Regions from separate parts of the Homo sapiens genome. Here all the other regions are linked to region 1. A link is a contact called in ENCODE Hi-C or POLR2A ChIA-PET data. All regions are on one chromosome and are shown on one strand. The core of a region is the stretch at or near the end of the contact, and the rest is flanking DNA. Distances in the headings are between cores, read along the strand shown. Region 1 has its middle 89 kb from the start of TRIM2. Region 2 overlaps TMEM154 (transmembrane protein 154). Region 3 overlaps TMEM131L (transmembrane 131 like).

Region 1 (4,805 bases), core at 914-3,413:
CTTGTGCCAACCTCCCATCTCATTCTGTGACTAGATATGCCTTAACCCTCTGGGAATGCAGCCCAGTAGGTCTCAGCCTCATTTTACCCAGTTCCTATTCAAGACAGAGTTGCTCTGGTTCAAACGCCTCTGACAGGAGGATCACATGAGCTTGGGGAGTCGAGGCTGCAGTGATCCTAGATAGCACTACTGCATTTTAGCCAGGGGGGACAGAGTGAGACCCTGTCTCAAATTAAAAAAAAAAAAAAAAGGAAAAAATGAAAAATATGTTCTACCTCATTAGTAATCAAGGAAACGCAAATCAGCATAACCATGAGATGGCATTTCATCCCTATCGAACTGGCAAAAATGTTAAAAACCTAAAACCAAGCACAGTATTGGCAAGGATGTGGGTAAATGTGGAGCCTCATTGAGCTCTGGCGGGAATATAAATGGCACCATCACGTGGGAGAGCAATTTGTCATCTAAACAGCAAACATGGAAAATGGAAAGTGCTAATCAGTAGGAAACTGGTTAAATAAATCGTGGTGATATTCATATATTGGAATGTCATACAAATGAACAAAGTAGATGTACATGTATCAATATAGATAGATTTGAAAATACTGCAAAATAGGTATAAAAGGCACATGATGGATATATATAAACTATATATGTGTTTATAAAAACACTGAACAACAGTATATATTTTGAATTTATAAAACCATTGGTAAAAGGCACATACCAGTTTCAGGATCATCACTTCTGGATAGAAAGGAAGGGAAGGAGATAAATGGGTTGAAAGTGAGGACTTCAACTGTATCTATAAAGATTTAGATTGATTGAAAAATGTTAAAATGTGTTCAATGTTGGAGGTCGAAACATGGGCATCTGTGTTTTGTTTCTGTTTTTGTTTTTTAGTGCTTTTTTGTGTGTGTTTGAAGTCTTTTTTTTTTTTTTTTTAAGAGTGTCTAGGAAGTGGTCAGGGCTAATTCCAACCACTTCATAAATTGTAGGAAATTGGAACTAGAAGACCCTTCAGCTCCATCTATTCAGCTCCCTTATCTTAGAAGACAGAAAACAGTAGGGCTAATGTTTATGTTTATCTATCATCTGTCTGTCTATCTATCTATCATCTATCTATCTATCATCTATCTATCTATCTATCTATCTATCTATCTATCTATCTATCTATCTGTCTATCTATCTATCTAATGCAATTTATAGATGGAAAATTTCCTGATTATTTTCTGGCATATATTTTGCACATAGTAGGCAGTCATTCAAATACTTGTGAAATGGAGGCTGGGCGGGGTGGCTCATGCCTGTAACCCTAGCACTTTGGGAGGCCAAGAGAGGCAGATAACATGAGTCCAGGAGTTCAAGTCCAGCCTGGGCAACATAGCGAGACCTTGTCTATATAAAAAATACAAAAATTAGCCGGGTGTGGTGGCATGCACTTGTGGTCCCAGCTACTCAGGAGGCTAAGGTGGGAGGATTGCTTGAGTCTGGGAGGTGGAGGTTGCAGTGAGCTGAGATCCTGCCACTGCATTCCATCCTGGGTGACACAATGAAACCCTTTCTCAAAAAAACAAAAACAAACTTGTATAATGGATAGGCACCCCCAAAAGTGTCCACGTGCTGCCTATTGCATTCATTTGCTCATCACTTACCTTGCAGGTGCATAGACTGAGGCCTGTGGCTTCAAATCATGTCACTGCTCTGATGCCTACGTCTACTCTGAACTAGTGGTTTTTAAATTAGAGTGTCATCTGCGAACTTAATAAAACTGCAATTTCTTTGGTTTTAATGCCAAAGACACTGATTTGGTGGATGGAGGTGGGGTGGATGGAGGTGGGGTGGAGGGAAGTGGGGGAGGTGGGCTGATTTGGGAGGTGGCGATGGAGTTATTTTAATGTGCACTTCAGATGTTGCTAATGTGCTGGCCTGCAGACTGCGCTCTGAGAACAGCAGCTCCAGCGTCTTGGCCACCTTCACTAAATACTTGCCTTGGTTTCCTCTTCTTTAAAAAAAAAAAGAAAAGAAAAGAAACCAGGGGAAAAAGGAGGCCTGGCTTACTGCTGGTGAACATGAAACCTCAGAAACCAGGGCAAGGCTCATCACCCAGCTTCGTGGAAAAAAATACCAGCCTAGTCGCCAAAATGAAAGTAGATTACCTCTGTGGCTAAAAACGGAAGCGGCAAGTTTCCACTGCAAGTGCCAGGGTTGGTAGAGAAATGGTAAGGCAGTGCTTAAGAAAAAGGAGTCCAGTCTTTCTCCCCCCTACCACCCCACCTCCCATCTTGATGGGCAGAGGGAGAAAAACAGGAGGAATCCAGCTGAGAAAGTCCCTGATTTATTAACAACTGTGTACTGATGACTAATCACTTACTAATGTTTGCAAAGTGCTTGGAGCCTTTCTATAAAAAGGGGACAAAATGTGGGCAACATATTCATAGTTATGACATCAAAGAAGAGGCCCAGCAGGAACATGAAGATGGCCGCTGACATGCCACATGCAGAACTTGCTAGCAGGACAGACAGACAGGACAGACTGGTGGCCAGAACTTTGGAATGGCATAATTAAACATTGTGCCACCCTGCCTCCCTCCCCTGCTCCATTCACGTTCCCTTCCCAAAGCCCCAGAGTCTGTAACAGCCAACAGGTCCAGTGTTGTCTTGCTGAACAGCAATGAGAGCTGCGGACCCTCAGGATGAGCACCATGGGCGGCCGTCACCTCTGCAGCCACCCAGAGTGACACCTGATAAGTCTTAAGGGTGCAGTCAAAATGGCCCATTGCCTTTCCCCCTCCTGGGAAGCCAGGGCACAGGCACCGACCCTAGTGAAGCAGAGTCAGGGATGAGAGGAGGAGGCTGTTTTTCAGGCAGTGACAACGATGGCAGCAGGCAGTGATGACGTCCAGAGTCTGGTGTGCACAGGTTCTAGGGTATGGTTTTGGTTGGGGCTGACCTCAGGGCTCCCTTTAGTCCCGCAGTTTTTCAGTCTTCCCAGTGGCCCTGTGAGCTACCCAGTACTCTTTCAGTCCATTTTTTCTACTTGTAACACCCAGAGCTTGGTGTCCATTGCTTATATCTACGAGCCCCAGCTGACTCACCAACGCCTCAGAGGAGGGAAGAGTTCCAGGCAAAGCAAACTACCCAGTTAAAAAAAAATCCTCACAGTTTCAGAGACGATAACGTCAGGAGCTTCAAAGCCTCGTTTGTTATTGTGGTGAATGGGCATCAGAGCTCTCTATACTTTTAAGAAGTGGCACACGCCTTTTGGCACAGCATTTCCCGGTCTATGACTTTATCTCCAGAGACACTCCCACAAGGACTATGCTAGCTGTTGGGCATGACTGCAAGTGAGATGGTGGCACCATTTTCTGAGGACCGATGGAGGGAACCAGTTGGGTGGTGGGGAGGGGGTTGGGGAGATCAAGGGTGACATTTAGGAAATGTTAAATTTCAGATGCCCCTGAAATACCTAAAGAAGTCACCAAGGAAGGATACGGAGGGCTTAAGAGTCTAGATTCAAATGAAAAAATAAATTTGGAATTCATCAGCAAATGGATGGTGTTTAAAGCTAAGAATGAAAAATACATCGACAGAGAAGAATAAGAGGTTGTATCTAGAGGTCAGGGAGAGGGCGACCTAGTGAGGAAGGTTGATTAGAAGTGTCTGGTGGGATAAGAGAAAAATCTATTTGCTGTATCATGGGCAATGAGAGAGGAGAGGGGTCTAAGAAGAGGGGGTGGGCAGTTGTGTTTCACCTTACAGCCTTCTCCTCTGTCAATTTCTTTCTTCTAGGTGTTTTTATAATAGACAAAGTTGGGTTTGACAGCATGGAGCTTATCGATGCCCTTGACACAGAGGTCACTGACACCCTTGACAAAAGGAGTTTCGGGGGAGTGGAGAAGCCAGAAGCCAGACTGGAGGAGACTGAAGAGTAGGTGAAGAAGCAGAAGGAAGGATGGGTGAAGCCAAGATGTTAGTGTGCAGACCGCTTGTGGGAGAAGTTTTGCTATGAAACAGGATGGGGAAAGGGAGGGAACACTGAGAGTCTGTCGAGCCACAGAAAGACTTCTTCTAATGAGAGATTCCAGCACGTCTTTGTGTGTGAGTGGAAATGATTCAGTGGAGAGAAGATCGAGGGTGCAGGAGGAGATAACTGGAGGAAGGAAGTCCTCCTTCATTCAACCAACACCAAGAGCTTCCCATGCCAGGCATCGTTTGGGTGTGAGCCACAGAGCACCAAGTGGCCTGGGCAAGGCTGCCTCTCTCAAGAGCGCCTGTGCTGGAGTGAGTTCAGGTCGGGGAGCAGGGTGCTTGGGGTGTGACAAGACAGATGTAGCTGTGAGTCTACCTGTGCATTTGGAGATGAGAAGAGAATTGCGCTCCCCTCTGATATGTGTATTTACTCAGCTCCATGTGGGGCAGGTCATGCATTCACCATGGGAGATGTGAAGAGAGAGATGCTGCCGGGGAAAGTCAACTCACAATGGAAATGGACAGAGTAGCTAAGCAGTGCCCATTAGAGGTTTGTGGCCATGAACTTAAAGTGAAACCAGTCAGCCCGACAGTGTGACTTTTCCTGTTGTGGTCAGCTGTGCATCCAAGTCAATACTAGAATCAGCCAAGGTTGAGGTTTTGCAGGATAAGTATGACTTAGAGAAGAGAGAAGCAAGGGGTTGAGGAATTCTGCCAGGGAGAGGTTGTAATGAGGCAACTTGCAGTCTGAGCTGAGTAAGGAGGGCAACAATGAGGGAAGGAATGACAGAAAACGCACAGGCAGGGACGTCAGTGAATGAGAGCCCTTGGGCTAG
Region 2 (4,805 bases), core at 1,620-4,119, 480 kb after region 1:
AATGTTCCATTTTACCACTAGGTGGCTCTGGTTGATAGAAAAATTTTAGTGCTTTGGGGTTTGGGTGTATAGTTTAGCATTCCACAATCTCATTTTAAATTATATTATCTTTTGTGAGGATAGAAATGACCACATTTGGGGTGTTTTGATTAGAGAACTGTTTTGTCAGGACATGGGAAGTGTTCTAAGGAAAAAGGTTGGATGGTTCAGAAGGTTGGGGACTGGCTCTGCAGAGCTCTGCTGTGACCTTGGAGGTACTGAGTTGTTGGCAGCAAACACTCATGGACACCCGGAGAGAAGAAAACTTGAGCCTATGCCTGAGATATCACACTTCTGTTGGAATAAATGGAATAAACCTTCAGGCAGGATAAATCCTCTCCCTCCATGTTCACCAGAAGTCTGGTGCCAGTCAGTCACTTGTCACCAGGCAACCCCTGAAGCCTGAGCATCGCGAGGGAATACTGATTATTAGGCAATGGTTGGGGGCAGTCAGATGTTTATCTTCGGACCCTTTTCCTGCGTCTCCCCCCTAAACCTCACTTAAGAATTCACCATCCCAAATCTCTCCTCACATCACACCACCACAGTCTTACTCAGACAAACCTCAGCTCTGATGCCAAAGTCTATACCTATTGTAGATTTAGGTCAATATCACCACCCTAGGCATTTTCATGTTAAGATTATTGCCAGTTCAGGAAGGATTCTATCCTATTTAAAAGAGATTCCAGGTCATGCTTGGTGGCGCTTGCCTGTAGTCCTAGTTACTTGAGAGGCTGATGTGAGAGGATTGCTTGAGCCCAGGATTTCAGGATTGTAGTGAGCTATGATTGTACCACTGCATTCCAGCCTGGGCAACAAGCAAGAGCAAGACCCTGTCTCTAAAAGAAATGGGGAGAGAGAGAGGGAGAGAGAGGGGGAGAGAGAGAGAGAGAGAGATTGATTAACAAGCAGGTGGAAGAAAACAACAATGCCAGGGGGAATATTACAAAGGAATATTTTCCCCATGTTTTGATCTTACCTGGAAATATGTAACTATATATGTCTGGTATAGGGCTCAGATCACTACTAAAACTCCATAAATATCTTAAGTATCTTATTACTCTATCACTGATGAGCAACCTCAATGATGCTAAAAACTACCCTCAGTGGTTTTTACATTCCTGCCTTTTGCTCTTTGAAATTGTTGGCAACATGGAAGAAGCTTAACATTACAGAATTGTATGGCAGTGAAATCTTCTTAAAAATCAGATTTTTGGCCAGGCAATGTGGCTCATGCCTGTAATTCCAACACTTTGGGAGGCTGAGGCAGGCAGATCACCTGAGGCCAGGAGTTCGAGACCAGCCTGGCCCACATGGTAAAACTCCATCTCTACTAAAAATACAAAAATTAGCCAGGCGTTGTGGCGGGCACCTGTAATCCCAGCTACTTGGGAGGCTGAAGCAGGAGAATCCCTTCAACTGGGAAGGCGGAGATTGCAGTGAGCACTGATCACACCATTGCACTCCAGCCTAGGCAACAAGAGTGAAAGAAATTCTGTTTCAAAAAAAAAAAGTCAGATTTTTGAAATAATGAGAAAATGAGCTAGAGCCTTCACATAGTTAAATGATTGTTTTAAAAGGGAAGGTCTACATTCCACTGTGGGTCCAGAGCTGTGTGGCATTCACAGGATGGCTGTCAGGCCTTCACTTTATGCCCTCTCGTAATGCCAGCACCAGCATTCGAGAACCAAGAATGGCAAGTCCCAGATCTTTGTACCACTAGGCACTTTCTGATTACTTCAAAGGTTATTATGATATTGCAAAGTTAATTTTTTATTCATTAAAAAATCTAAGAAAAGTACATTGGATTTAGAACAAAGCCCAGAACAAAGTAAGTTCTCAATAAGCACTGGTTATTGCTAGTATAATTATTAGGAAGTTAGGACTGATGTACAGAAACTCACTGCCTTTATACTAAGACCCAGCTCACTGGATTAAAAAAAAATTCACTTCCTTTATCCTAAGCCTGTATCCTAAGACCCAGACACATCAATACTGGTGGGCGAAGCATTATTTTTGTCCCTGTGTTCCCTGGTGGTTTCTTTCTGGACCTACCAATCCTGGGAAATCAGGAATTTGTTTGATCTACTATGAGACTTTCAGTTCTCCTTAATTACTGGCATAGGCCCATTAATGTTGGTGATTTCAGAATAGTCCACTTATCACTCTGGAGTTTTTTGGTGTTTTGTTGTTTTGTGTAGAGACAGACTCTCATTCTGTTGTCTAGGCTGGAGTGCAGTGGTGTGATCCCAGCTCACTGTAGCCTCAACCTCCTGGGCCTAAATGATTCTCCCAACTTAGCCTCCAGAGTAGTTGGGACCACAGGTTTGTCCACCATGCCTGGCTAATTTTATTTTACTTTATTGTGGTGACAGGGTCTCCTTATGTTGCTCAGGCTGCTTTCAAACTTTTGGGCTCAAGCAATCCTTCTGCTGCCTTGGCCTCCCAAAGTGTTGGGATGACAGGAGTGAGCCACTGTGCCTCGCCCAGTCTGAAGTTTTTAAAAGGATAGTAACACCTTATAATTTGGATAATCTTTCTTTTCTGTCATAATTTTATGTACATTTCTTTTTCCTATCCTAATGTTTTAATTAAATTGATAATCCATAAAATGTTTACTTTGAGTATCTACCCTGGGACAAAAATAAGATTTCTTTTTTCTCTAAAAGCTTGTGAATTGTTATAGATACAGGTGGAAAGTGCATTTGTGGGTCATTGGACTTAGAAGACTCATTTTAAGACCTAATTTGAATGCTTGTTTGTTCTTTAGACTAAAACAAGTCACTTTAGCTCTCTGAGTTTTAATTTCTTCATCTTGAAAAATGGAAATAAGAACATCTGTCCTTCTAGTTTCACAGGATGATATAAGAGAATGAAACCACCTAGCTAGGTTTTATTTTTATCTTAATTTTTTTTTTTCGAGACTGAGTTTCATTCTTGTTGCCCATGCTGGAGTGCAATGGTGCAATCTTGGCTAACTGCAGCCTCTGCCTCCTGGGTTCAAGCAGTTCTCCTGCCTCAGCCTCCCAAGTAGCTGGGATTACAGGTACCCACCACCACGCCTGGCTAATTTTGTATTTTTAATAGAAATGGGGTTTCACCACATTGGTCAGGCTGGCCTTGAACTCCTGACCTCAGGTGATCCATCCACCTCAGCCTCCCAAAGCGCTGGGATTACAGGCGTGAGACACCGCACCCGGCAGTAGCTAAGTTTTAAAGCACCACGCAAGTGAAACTAATTATTCTTATGCAGTGGCAATTGTTCTTCCCCCTCCCACACTGGGATTTTAAAAGATTATTTTTAGGGCAGTTTTAGGTTTACAGCAAAATTGAGCAGAAAATACAGAGTTCCCATATACCCTCTGCCCTCACACATGCACAGCCTCCCCCATTATCAACGTCCCCCATCAGAGTTCTACATTTATCACAATCAATCAACCTACATTGACACACCATTATCACCCAAAGTTTTCCATTGGCTTTTACCTTGTGCATGATTCTTCCTCTGTCATTGAAGTAGTATACAGGTGAATTTAATGCTTCAGAAAGTATGTAACAGTCATTAAAAATTGAATTTAGTGGAAGACACACTTCTCCTTTCTCCTGATAAACAAAGCCTTCTGGAATTCATTTACAGGGTTCCACTTTCCTTGATGCTAGAAAGACATGCCTGACATAGAACCTCTGTTATCTATTAAGTCCATAGAACCTACGACCACCATGCTTCTGGGAAAAGGGAGTCAATCTGATAACCATCCTACACTGAATATACCACATTGTGTGCAAAGACTTCAACTCTTCAAGCTTGTCTTGTTAGGGTCTGTAATCTCAGGCCTTTCAGAACTTTATCCTTGTCTCATTGGCCAGTCTTGTTCATTACTTTCCTCTGTCCTCATTGAATGGATATTCTTCCTGAGCTATGGAATCCGAAAGACAGCACAGGATTTTAATAAGGACCAGAGATGTACAAAATACTATGAGAAGTGGACACTATGGTTTTCATGTTTGAAAGAAATCAATAGGAAAAGCAACAAAGGAATCATGGGGGAGGGGAGTGTTTCATATTCTTATTTTCCATCTTAGCATCTTTTCCGTGATTCATACCTGCTATGTGCCTGGCACTGCCCAGGGGCAAAGTGTCAGTGGGAGGAGGGTGCTAGGAGGGGTCTGCCCTCAAGTTGAAGAGAATTTCATCCCTGATCTGGTTAAGCATTGCCAACACATGGTAACGACAGAAAACAGATCCTTTTGGTTGGTTTTATTATTGTTTTAACTTCTGTGTAGAAAACACACTCCCTTATTGCCTAACCCCACACTCACAACACCCTCCCAAATGCCACTAGATAGTGGTGCAAACAAGAAAAAGTCCCTTTTATCATGACTCTTCCAATCTAGCCAGCCTCTTCCTTCTTCTGGAGGCATTTGTAGTTAGACGGTTTCCTGAAAGCTTCGTGTTTCTGTCTCTGCAATCTCAGATGAATAACCACAGACAAGGAATCGCAAATATTAGCCAAATGCCTGTCTTCTTTCCTCTTATATCTCTTGACCACAGGGATGATTTTACATTAAGCAGCAACATAGGGAAAGATTAGGGAAAGAATTAGATGTGGTTCTGCTCAAGTGGATTTATAATTTTGAAAATACAGTAATAATTACAGCAATAGTAAGACATTTACATCACATTTTCTATATGCTAGTGCCTAAGAAATTAACTAAGAGAGAGTGACAGTATATCTGTTCTTATAATAATTCTACTGTTTATTCTA
Region 3 (4,805 bases), core at 911-3,410, 370 kb before region 1:
GCCTAATTACCCACGAATTACACCAACTGTAACCAATTTCAGGATCACAGATCAGATTTTCCCAAAACATGAATCTGCTAATTAAGTTACCTGAAAGTCAAACTAACACGCAATTTGGATGTGACATTTATCCACCTGAAAGTAGACCTGTTAAGTATTTCAATTCACAGTAACAGCAGCTATTCCTTATGGACAGCACTATTACACACTTGGAAAACTGCAGCTGAAATACACGGACGCAGGAAGAGACTCATCTATGATTCAAGCATTTCCAGGAAATAACAAAAGGATTCTCCTGGCAAACCAACAGAATGGCCCACCAAGACCTGCTTCAGCCTGGGAATCAACTCGTATTCATTTGCTAAATTAAACTGATAATGAAACAAGTTTAAGATACTCACATACAGAGACACACCACAGCACACACAGCCTGGCACCAGTTACATTAGTCGCTTTTTTCTGAATTCTGACACAAGGAACGAGGTTTGATTTCATGGTTTTGCCTATTTGCTCATTATTAAATCTGCCCACTTATTTTCCGCAAGAAAAAAAAAAAATTGGGCCAGGCGCAGTGGCTCACACCTGTAATTTCAGCACTTTGGGAGGCCAAGGTGGGTGGACCATGAGGTCAGGAGTTTGAGACCAGCCTGACCAACATGGTGAAACCCCGTCTCTACTAAAAATACAAAAATTAGCCGGGCATGGTGGTACATGCCTGTAACCCCAGCTACTCAGGGGGCCGAGGCAGGAGAATCGCTTGAACCTGGAAGGCAGAGGTTGCAGTGAACTGAGATCGTACCACCGCACTCCAGCCTGAGTGAGAGAGTGAGACTCTGTCTCAAGAAAAAAATACTTCTCCCCAGTGCTCACAATCTTGTGAAAATAAAGAATTTTCCTTGGACGTGCTCCTACAGATACACAAAGAAATAATTCAGAAATAAAATCCATTCAACCAAAAGGCCAGGTTCAATGAGCTGGGAAGAAACTGCGTGGGTTTTGCAGCTGCGGCTGGAGCCCAGGAGTCCAAAGCTGCCGTAGACTGGTCTGTGCAGCTCTCAGGAAGGAAGCTTCACAGTGGATCGCTTCACACATCACCAGCCCAATACCAAAAAGGCGTTTCTCAGGAGCCCTGGTGTTGGGGGAGGGCAAGGAAAACAAGTGAGGGACATTCACAAGGGCTCACAGACGAGTCTCGCTGGGGACTATGTGTTATGGGTTAAACTGTGTCTCCACCAACCCCAACATGATATGTCAAAGTCCTAACCCCAGTACCTCAGAATGTGACCTGACTTGGAAACAGGGTTGGTGCAGATGCAATTAGTCCAGATGAGGCTGGACTGGAGTAGGGTGGGCCCCTGCTTCAATATAACTGGTGTCCTTATACGACAGCCACGTGAAAGCACGGAGACACCCAGGGAGAGCGCTGTGCGACAAGAGACTGGAGTGCCGCAGCTGCAAGCCAAGAAACCCCACAGGCTGCCGGCGAGCCCGCAGAAGCTAGGAAAAGGCGAGGGCGGACTCCCCGAGGGTTTCAGAGGCAGCGTGGCCCTGCCGGCTTGACAGAGGACTTCCAGCCACCGGACTGTGAGGAGAGAATACAATTCTGTTGTTCTAAAGCCGCGCAGTTTGTGGCACTTCGTTAGACAGCCCTGGGAAATTAATACACCACACTTGAACTTGAGTTGCTTCCTGTTGCCCTACTCCATCCAGCCCCCTCAGCTGGCAAATGCTCCCACTCCACCACAACAGAGCCGCAGGGAATCCCCGGGTTGCTGTGTGGCTGGGGAGGCCCTTCTCCCCTGTAAGTGGCACACAACAGGCTGGGCTATCCCAGGCCCAGGCCCTTGTCCCAATTTTGTTCCTTCTCTCCAAGTTCCCGGCTGCCTCCTCTGGGCCCTGCCCTCACCAGGGCCCGGTCCCCACTCCTCCCACAGGCAGCCCTGGCCCTCCAGCTGCAGGACGGGGTGTGGAAGTCCCCTTGGGGTGGGCAGTGCCCCGTGCTGCTTCCGCCCACCCCAGTTTCTCACAGAATTTTTAGAACACTTCTTTCAGTTTTGCCTTAAGTAATATCCTTCCTCATGCCCCAACAACCCCACTCACACTGGTGCACTCACGCACCCTCATTCTCTCTTACACACAACTCAGCCACAGGCCCACAGGGTCTCTCTCTCTCACACAAAACTCAGCCACAAACCCACAACGGTCTCGGTCTCTCTCTCACACACACACACGCACACAAAACTCAGCCACAGGCTCACCAGGGTCTCTCTCAACATGCACACATACACACACACACCCCTCAGTCATAGGCTCACAAGAGTCTCTCTTGTCTCTCATACATACACAAACACACACAACCAGCCACAGGCCCACAAAGGTCTCTCTCTTTGTCCCTGTCTGCTCTCTCGCACTCACAAACACACATCTCAGCCACAGGCCCACCAGAGTCTGTCTGTCTCTTTGTCTCTCTCACTCTCTCTCACACACATACACCTCAGCCACAGGCCCACAAGGGTCTCTCTCCTTGTCCCTGGCTCCTCTCTCTCGCACACTCCCACACACACACATACAGCTCAGCCACAGGCCCACGAGGGTGTCTCTCTCTCTCTCTCTCTCACACACACACACACACACACACACACGCCTGTGCAGCTCCACAGGGGCCTGGGCCAGGAGACAGATCTGAATACACATACCACCCTGTGCTGTGAGTGGCCACTCCCATCCAACAACTGAGACTTTCTGTTACTGGGCCAAGGTTTTCTGCCAAACTTACTTCCCTTATAATGAATGAATTCTCCCTCAGAAGGTTCCTCAGTCCTCCCCTGGAAGCTGACCTGCAATGGCCTAACCCACCTATTTACCAGGCATGCCAGGACATATGAGACCCTGATAGGTGGACACCAAAGCTCAGCCTGGAACCCCACCCCCATGTGCATCATTGCAGCAGAACTTCTTCGGACACACTCGATCCACCAGCTAACACTCCATACCCTATGAAGAGAATACGTACGGATTCTAGGTTTGATAAAATCCTGGGCCAGTGGTGGTAAGTCAGGCTGAAAAGCAACCATCTCCCAATTTCCACCCACTGTTTTACCTACAAGACTATTTCTACCTCTCATTATTTAATCCTCCACAAAAAGTATATTTTGTAACATGGTCCCTGAGCTGCCTCACCCTGGGCCAATGGTTTTCAAACTTGAGCGTGCATCAGAGCCACCTGGAGGGCTTGTTAAAACAGATCTCTGGGCTCCTCCCCTAGAGCTTCTGATTCACACCAGGTCTGGGGTGGGGTCTGAGAACCGGCCAGTCTAGCGAGTTCCCAAGCGATGCTGATTTAGGTCCCTGGACCAGGCTTCGAGAAACACTGCCCTAGACCGCTCATTTCTCGCTGAGCTCAGGTGGCCCAGCATAGCACTCAGCATAGCACACACTGCTGTCGGCCTTCCCACTGCCCATTCCCTTCCTCCCACTTAGGCAAAGCCGGGTTGTGCTCCCTATGACTAAACCCTGCAGGACAGAGCTGATCACGTGGTTCCACCACTCCACAGGCGTGGGTGGGTGAGTGGTTCAAGGTGAGTGCAGACCCACCTGTAAGATGTGAAGGGGAAGTCTGCTGGGGAGTACTTCTGAGAAAGTAGCCAGGGGTTCTTTTAACCTGCCTTTGGATGTTCAGGTGGGAGGCTGGGAGGCTGTGAAGCACACAGACCTCCTGCAAACGTGAGGGGAGCTGCACGGCACACAGAGTCCAACAGAACAGACAGGTCCGAAGAACCAGGCTCCCAGGTGCTGACACTAACCTGCTGAGTAAACCAACCCAGAACCACCCTGCCTCCAGGCTTCTTGTTAAGTGACATCATGCATTCTTTATTGTTTGAGCTGGTTGAGTCAGGGTTTTGTTACTTGCTGCTGAAAATAATCCCAAAGCAAAGCAAGCTGACAGGACAGCTCCTCTAAAGGCAACCTCTCAGCACACATTACAATGGCATGTGTTCCACAAACTAATCCCAATATTTCAGATTTAAATTTTCCACATTTCAAAAGCTATGTAGCTGAATATCTGTGGATAATCCACACTTAGAATTAGCATAAAACTAAAGAAGTTATCTAGCATACAGTAAAATATTACTGAAGGACCAACCCTGGGTCTATCTTACACGAGTCATGCTCTTTTTTTTTCAGGGATTTGCTAGGAACCATATAATACTAGGGCCTAAGAAAGTATTCAGTTGCTTCCATCCGTTAATCTCGGACTTAGTCTCCTTCGACAGACAGCTGTACATCTAATTGGGAAAGTGGCTTTCCACTCCAAAGCAGACAAGTATGCACTTACAGAGAGAGGACACCTAGGATCACGCACATGTTCTGTCACTTCATAGCTCTATAACCTTCAACAAATTGTTTTACCTTGATGAACCTGTCTCCTCATCTATAAAATGGGAATACTACCACATATCCACCTGGTTATGTAAGGAAGATACATGTGAAAGCACTTTGTAAACCATAAGGTTTACACAAGGGCAATTACTTAAATCCAATTTTTATGGATTAAGTGGATTAACATGACCTGATTTGAAGAAACAGGATTAATTACAATCCTAGAAGAATTACTCCACCAAAAATGCATACTACATACACCTGTCATAACTACCAATCGAACACTGTTTGGATTGTAATTCAAACAGAACCTTTACTGTAAATAATTTAGTGGCAGCAACATCCACAAGGTAGTTACAACCCTCAAAGTCAATGTTGTACAAGGCACAATATCAATATGAATTATTTACTATATACATTTTACA

The links. Hi-C counts contacts between places; a loop is a spot of excess contacts on that map. ChIA-PET counts read pairs that join two places held with the same protein, here RNA polymerase II (POLR2A). Pooled maps may share reads with other maps.
Region 2: a map with no recorded cell type shows a loop between it and region 1 (9-fold over the local background). The contact joins two enhancer-like sites. A Hi-C loop is called at or near these places in 4 of 168 maps with a recorded cell type or tissue (IMR-90, PC-9, endothelial cell of umbilical vein and 1 more), 6 of 37 single-sample maps with no recorded cell type and 10 of 50 pooled maps.
Region 3: a loop to region 1 is called in a pooled map, with 6 times the contacts of the local background. The contact joins two enhancer-like sites. A Hi-C loop is called at or near these places in 6 of 50 pooled maps. POLR2A ChIA-PET finds 5 or more read pairs at or near these places in 4 of 52 experiments (CD4-positive, alpha-beta T cell, CD8-positive, alpha-beta memory T cell, activated CD4-positive, alpha-beta T cell and 1 more).

Annotation. Positions count from the first base shown.
Region 1 is chr4:153,113,354-153,118,158 of GRCh38, reverse strand. No RefSeq gene overlaps it. Among named protein-coding and RNA genes, the nearest start is that of TRIM2, 89 kb to the left of the region's middle. Within about 2 kb of position 2,163, at least 16 of the 41 ENCODE cell types and tissues checked have a DNase peak (open chromatin) inside an H3K27ac peak, as active enhancers do; they include CD4-positive, alpha-beta T cell, where a contact is called at or near this core.
Region 2 is chr4:152,635,700-152,640,504 of GRCh38, reverse strand. All of the region lies in intron 6 of TMEM154 (transmembrane protein 154), which reads left to right. Among named protein-coding and RNA genes, the nearest start is that of TMEM154, 42 kb to the left of the region's middle. Within about 2 kb of position 2,869, at least 3 of the 41 ENCODE cell types and tissues checked have a DNase peak (open chromatin) inside an H3K27ac peak, as active enhancers do.
Region 3 is chr4:153,485,531-153,490,335 of GRCh38, reverse strand. All of the region lies in intron 3 of TMEM131L (transmembrane 131 like), which reads right to left. Among named protein-coding and RNA genes, the nearest start is that of TMEM131L, 22 kb to the right of the region's middle. RefSeq lists enhancers at 1,534-1,743, 1,894-2,063, 2,244-2,313, 2,414-2,533, 2,684-2,733 and 2 more. Within about 2 kb of position 2,160, at least 28 of the 41 ENCODE cell types and tissues checked have a DNase peak (open chromatin) inside an H3K27ac peak, as active enhancers do; they include CD4-positive, alpha-beta T cell, where a contact is called at or near this core.